2 separate regions of the Homo sapiens genome follow, and region 1 is linked to region 2. Evidence: chromatin contacts called from ENCODE Hi-C or POLR2A ChIA-PET data. All regions are on one chromosome and are shown on one strand. The core of a region is the stretch at or near the end of the contact, and the rest is flanking DNA. Distances in the headings are between cores, read along the strand shown.

The links. Hi-C counts contacts between places; a loop is a spot of excess contacts on that map. ChIA-PET counts read pairs that join two places held with the same protein, here RNA polymerase II (POLR2A). Pooled maps may share reads with other maps.
Region 1: a loop to region 2 is called in a pooled map, with 2.7 times the contacts of the local background. The contact joins two enhancer-like sites. A Hi-C loop is called at or near these places in 2 of 37 single-sample maps with no recorded cell type and 6 of 50 pooled maps. POLR2A ChIA-PET finds 5 or more read pairs at or near these places in 3 of 52 experiments (GM10248, GM12878 and OCI-LY7).

What each region holds. Positions count from the first base shown.
Region 1 is chr15:85,456,118-85,459,130 of GRCh38, reverse strand. The region is part of intron 1 of AKAP13 (A-kinase anchoring protein 13); the gene reads right to left. Among named protein-coding and RNA genes, the nearest start is that of AKAP13, 77 kb to the right of the region's middle. Within about 2 kb of position 1,555, at least 5 of the 41 ENCODE cell types and tissues checked have a DNase peak (open chromatin) inside an H3K27ac peak, as active enhancers do; they include OCI-LY7, where a contact is called at or near this core.
Region 2 is chr15:85,717,200-85,720,133 of GRCh38, reverse strand. AKAP13 (A-kinase anchoring protein 13) reads right to left here. Exons shown (of 37, transcript NM_007200.5): 21 at 2,732-2,844; 22 at 1,975-2,127; 23 at 808-1,058. Among named protein-coding and RNA genes, the nearest start is that of LINC02883, 40 kb to the left of the region's middle. Within about 2 kb of position 1,398, at least 2 of the 41 ENCODE cell types and tissues checked have a DNase peak (open chromatin) inside an H3K27ac peak, as active enhancers do; they include OCI-LY7, where a contact is called at or near this core.

The DNA.
Region 1 (3,013 bases), core at 306-2,805, 260 kb after region 2:
TGATACAGTCAAAGGATAACAGTTTGTGACAATGAGCACCAGAAAGATGGATATAGGGATCTAAAGTTCATGCAAAGTCTTGGTTAGAGCTGTAGATTTGGGAATCATTCGCACAAAAGTGATATAGTTTATGACATGAAGGTAGTTGAAACTGTCTAGACAAGTACATGCAGAAAAGTATGACTCAATGCAACACACTAAGGAAAACAAATATTTAGAAAGAAGCCAGACAGGAACAAGAAAGGCTGGAGTGATAGAAGCCATTAAGGAGGAGACTATTCCAGCAACACAGTAAGATTGATGCTTATAATTTAATGATGGCACCAAGTTGTCACGGAAAACTTAAGCTGTTAAGTAATTTATTAAAGTATATAATGTTTTTTAAGAAACATTTATCCAAGATGCTTAAAATAAAGTTTTCAGGAGGGAAAATCTTCAGTTGTAAAAACTGCCATTCAAAATGATCACCCTAAGTTTCAACGCAGTAGAAATCTGTCTAATACGTATTAGGTATTAAAAATCAAACATTTACAAATAACTGTGTCTACAAGGATTTTATTTATACTATTAAAATCTGGAAATAATCTATATAACATTAGGAGAATGATTATTTTAATATATAAATTAGAGCTATGAGAGGAACTTAATAGCATGTACAAATGCTTAATCAATGTAAAGTGATAACTAAAATACAGATGTGTTGCACTCCATACATATATAGTAAAAAAAAAAAAAAACAAAAAACAAAAAATACAAAAAAAGAGAAAAAAAGAAAGGGGAAGACTCAAATGTTCATAGTGATTATTCCTAGAAATTACAATTATGGGTAATTTTCATTTTTCTACTTTATATTCTAAAGTTTCCATAAGTTAAGGTCTACATATTTCAGAATTTCCGTAACAAACATGTATTACTAAAAATCAGAAAAACTGGAATATCTATTTTTAAGGGATAATTAAAAGTTAGTATTTTCAACTTTTTTTTTTTTTTTTGAGATGGAGTCTCGCTCTGTCATCAGGCAGGAGTGCAGTGGCGCAATCTCGGCTCACTGCAACCTCTGCTTCCCGGGTTCAAGCAATTCTCCTGCCTCAGCCTCTAGAGTAGGTGGGATTACAGGCGGGCGCCACCACACCCAGCTAATTTTTGTATTTTTAGTAGAGACGGGGTTTCACCATGTTGGTCAGGCTGGTCTCGATTTCGTGACCTCATGATCCACCTGACTTGGCCTCCCAAAGGGCTGGGATTACAGGCATAAGCCACCACACCCGGCCTCTTTATAACTTTTTAAGACAGTGCCTCACCCCTGGAAGAGACCTACTTCTACGGAGCAAACATTCAAATCTCTCTTCGTGAAGCTCTGGCTTAGAAAGGTCAAACAGAATAGTCATTACAATTAAGCAATGTAGTCAACTCAAAATCCTTCTCCACCAAAGGCTTCAGTTGTGTAAAAGATGACAGACATAGTAAGCAAAAGAGCCTAAAGGCAAATTATTTGGTTTGTTACCATGCAACCCGAGGAAACAGCTGTGTCCAAATACAGAGTGACATACAGATCACTCCAAGGAGTCAGGGCTACAACTAGTCGCCAAGGGTGCTGAGCTAGGCGCTCTCCAATCTCCACCTCCTTCTACTATGGCTCCAATTCTGTACACTGCTGAACAGAATCAGTACAGTGCTTCCCAAAAGAAAGGTAGGAAGTGTCTCTCTTCTTAAGAAATCTCCATGGCTTCCTTCACCCTTTAAAAAAGAAAAGTGTTTAAAAGCCGAGATGGTGTTTTCCTTAAAAGAGAATGTGTCCTCTTTATTTCTGGTGGATAATTTCTTATCTTCCAAAGAAGCTGCCACAATGATATATTACGGTAGGCCCTCAATCACCAAAAAAAAGCAGCACTCACTGTGGTGTTAAACAGACCTACACTAGAATTTTAGACATGCCTCTTACTATTTTAGATGTGTTACTTTTTAAAAACTGATTTAAAAATACAAATGCAGAATATATTATTTCTATGAGGTCTGGGGCAATTCATTCAACCTTCACTTTACAGGTTCAAGTTACTGATCAGAAAAAAGGGGATCATGTCCTCTTTGTAACACTGTGGGGAAGTATACAAGAAAACGTAACTAGAATGTCTCGCTACAGTTGGTGCCTGACTCACAGTAGATAATAAACTATAGTCATTACTGTTATTGTATTGAATGGACTGAGGAATACTTCTCCAAATCCACAACCTCATGAAATTTTTAGAGAAGGTTCATGATCTCAACAAGAACGTATAGTAATAATTTTACATGAGATGAGTAGACCCATGTTGGAGAGAAAAGCTGTCAACATGAGCTATAAGGAAATAGAAAGTGGATCAAGACCATCCTGGCTAACACGGTGAAACCCCATCTCTACTAAAAATATAAAAAATTAGCCAAGCGTGGTGGCGGGCGCCTGTAGTCCCAGCTACTCGGGAGGCTGAGGCAGAAGAATGGTGTGAACCCGGGAGGCCACAGTTTGCAGTGAGCCAAGATTGCGCCACTGCACTCCAGCCCGGGCGACAGAGCAAGACTCTGTCTCAAAAAAAAAAAAAAAAACAGAAAGTGGGCTACTCTGGGAACACTGCCTTTGGGGTAGCCCTGCTCTGCAAGGAACAGTAAAAAAATAAAATTAAATTAAAAAATAAAATTTTTTAAAAAGAAGAAAACAGAAAAGTGAGAGCAGTGGGTGTCCCCATAGAGACTGCAGCAGTGCAGTCCTTATTATTTGGATTCTGATTAAGAAGAAGAAGTCAGGATTGATTTTCATTTCTAACACCTTATTAACAGTCATCCTCAATTCAAAGCAGAAAGGTCTGTTTAACTAAAAATGTTCAGTGTATATATCCAAGTGACTAAACAATTAAACACCTCTGATTTTGCTTACAAGAAGAAGAATGAATTTGCAGAAGTTTAGAGTGGAAAGCCAGAAAGGGTATGATTCTTTACTCCAAAACTGAACTGTACCTTGGAAAAATGCCATGGACTACAA
Region 2 (2,934 bases), core at 149-2,648:
GGCTCCTGAGTGGTTGGGACCACAAGTGTGCACTACCACACCTGGCTCATTTTTTCACTTTTTTTTGTAGAGACAGCTCTTGGTACGTTGCCAGGCTAGTCTTGAACACCTGGCTTCAAGCAATCCATCCGCCTCAGCCTCCCGAACTGTTGGGATTACAGGTGTGAGCCAGTGTGCCCAGCCCCAAATATTTAAATAATTTTCAATTTTTTTTTTTTTGAGACAGAGTATCACTCTGTCTCCCAGGCTGGAGTGCAGTGGCATGAGCTCGGCTCACTGCAACTTCTGCCTCCCAGGTTCAAGCGATTCTTATATCTCAGTCTCCCATATGCCACCACGCCTGGCTAATTTTTGTATTTTTAGTAGAGACAGGGTTTTATCATGTTGGCCAGGCTGGTCTTGAACTCCTGACCTCAAGTGATCCGCCCTCCTCATCTCCCAAAGTGCTGGGATTACAGGCATGAGCCACTGTGCCTGGCCATATTAATTGATTTCTTAAACTATACTGTTTCTGATGATGGCACAGACTCTGAGGAAGAAAAACTAAGTTTTACTGAGCATCTATCATATGCATTAGGTACTTTATATATACCCTCCCTTTAACTTTCCAAAATAACATTAGGAGAGAAACCCTACTGTCTGCATTTTACAGAAAAGGAAATCAAGGCTCCAGAGAAATTAAATAAGTTCCCTGAGCTTACACAGATAATAAATGGTAGAAAGAAGATGTGAATGCATGGCTGTGGAACCCCATGACTTCCCTTTTTCCCAGTGTATGTAAGAACCTGAGATCCTTCCCATTCTCACCTGATTTACAAGCACATCCCCTATCCTCTTGATGAGAAAGTTCTTTTCACTTTTATCCACCAGAGACTCCTTCTTCCGCTCCAGAATCCTCTGGAAGAATTGGCTATGGATACTGATCAGCTCATCCAAACAGGGGAACAGCTTTTCTACCATCTGCTGCTCAAAAAGCAGATCCGCCATCATCCCCTGGCTGTACACACCACTCATGATCTTGAGAGTGCGGACATGATGAAACTCTGTCTGCATCAACTCTAAAAGGAGGAAAAAGATCAAGTGTCAGGAACACTCTTTTATAAGCATTCGCCCTCAAAGATCATCTGCTGCAGTCCCAAAGCTAGTTTAGAGCCCAATTTGAACCTTAAAATTGGGTCAACAGCTATCTTTCCCCTAAAAGTGTTCTCGTTTTTTTGTTTTTTTGTTTTTTTTTTAAGACAGGTTCTGGCTCTGTCACCCAGGCTGAAGTGCAGGCTGAAGTCATGGCTCATTGCAGCCTCAACCTCCTGGGCTCAAGCGATCTTTCTGCTTTAGCCTCTCGAGCAGCTGGGGCTGCAGGTACATGCCATCACGCCTGGCTGATTTTTGTATTTTTTATAGAAATGGGGTTTCACTATGTTCCCAGGCTAGTCTTGAACTCTGGGCTCGAGTGATCCACCCGCCTCAGCCTCCCAGAGTGCTGGGATTACAGGTATGAGCCGCTGAGCCTGGTCAAGTGTTTTCGTCTTATTCCTCTATTTTTCACGTGTCCTATTTTCTGATAATAGGTACCCCGGATTCCATCAGTCTTAAATTATGACTTCCAAAGAGGTCTTCACTGGATTCAGCACCTGTCGTAACTGACTGTATACCCAGTTCTCAGAAATGACTTGTGTTTAGTCTAGTTTTTAGTGTAGGTAAGGAAAAAAACTGAGATATCTCTTTCTAGGACTGCTGTATAAATAAGTACTCACATATAAGTACAATGTTCAGTAGAACTGAAAACAGAAGAGTGGGGCAAAAAGGAGATAGGATACCAACAGGACCACGTCTCTGTACCTTAAAGTTTTTAAAGGAAATCTTTTCAAGAAGCCACATACTAAAAAACTGATTTTTCATAGTCCAACAAATTACTGCTTAAAAATGCTGGACAATGGAAATCAAATATAATCAGAGCAAAATGAAGACTCTCACCATATATTACTTCTTGCCGTTTGACCACATCTTTCTTTTGCTGTTTTAGAAACTTGCTGTCTATTATCCGACTCCAAGACTCTGCTTCCAGCTGTTTGGACTCAATCTCAAAGTCTCCCAGTAGTTGTCCTTCATTCATGTCTGTACCTACTCCTCAATATATCAAAAAATCAATATCAGAATCAGGTTTGTGACCTGTAAAATAAGCCTATGTTGGACTTTCCTCAAGATGATAGTTGATTTCATAAGACACATGAATACAGGGGATATTCACAGAGATCATATTCTAGTACCAGAAAAAAATCAATATCCTGTTCAGGAGTGACAGACTCTACATTCGAGACTTAGGTTAACAGTAATAAACATGACATAAATCAAACATGATTAAGACATGACTTCTATCTACACGAAGTTAAGAATTGGAAGGGACCTGGTACCTTTTCATATTTAAGAGAGCAGGCTTACAATTGCTCTGTGAGCTAGAACTGTACATGTAAAAAAGTCTAAGGGAAGGAAAAGATTTGTACTAAAGAGTAGGCCCACATCGAAATAAATGACATCCTTCACTTGACAGCTGCTGGATGAGTCTGATTACGCAGTCATGACAAAGCACTGGACACTTTACTGACAATTTAGAGAATCTTCACGGGATACAGAAGAGGCAGGTACTGTCACTCCATTAAGACTTATGTTCTAGGTAATGACACACACACAGTCCCTACAGAGGCATAAAATAAAGGCCATAACTTCCTCTTACCCTCATCAGTAAGTGATTCTGTTGACTCATTGACCTTGCTGATTTTATTTAGTGAGTCTGTTGAATGAGACAGGAATTTCCAGGTGTTTGACATGTTCTCATCATTGCCAACTCTGGGGACAAAAGAAAAATACATACTGTCAAATACATTCTGATAACCTATGGCTTGCATTCTTAAATGAGTACCTGAAGACTCTAGAATG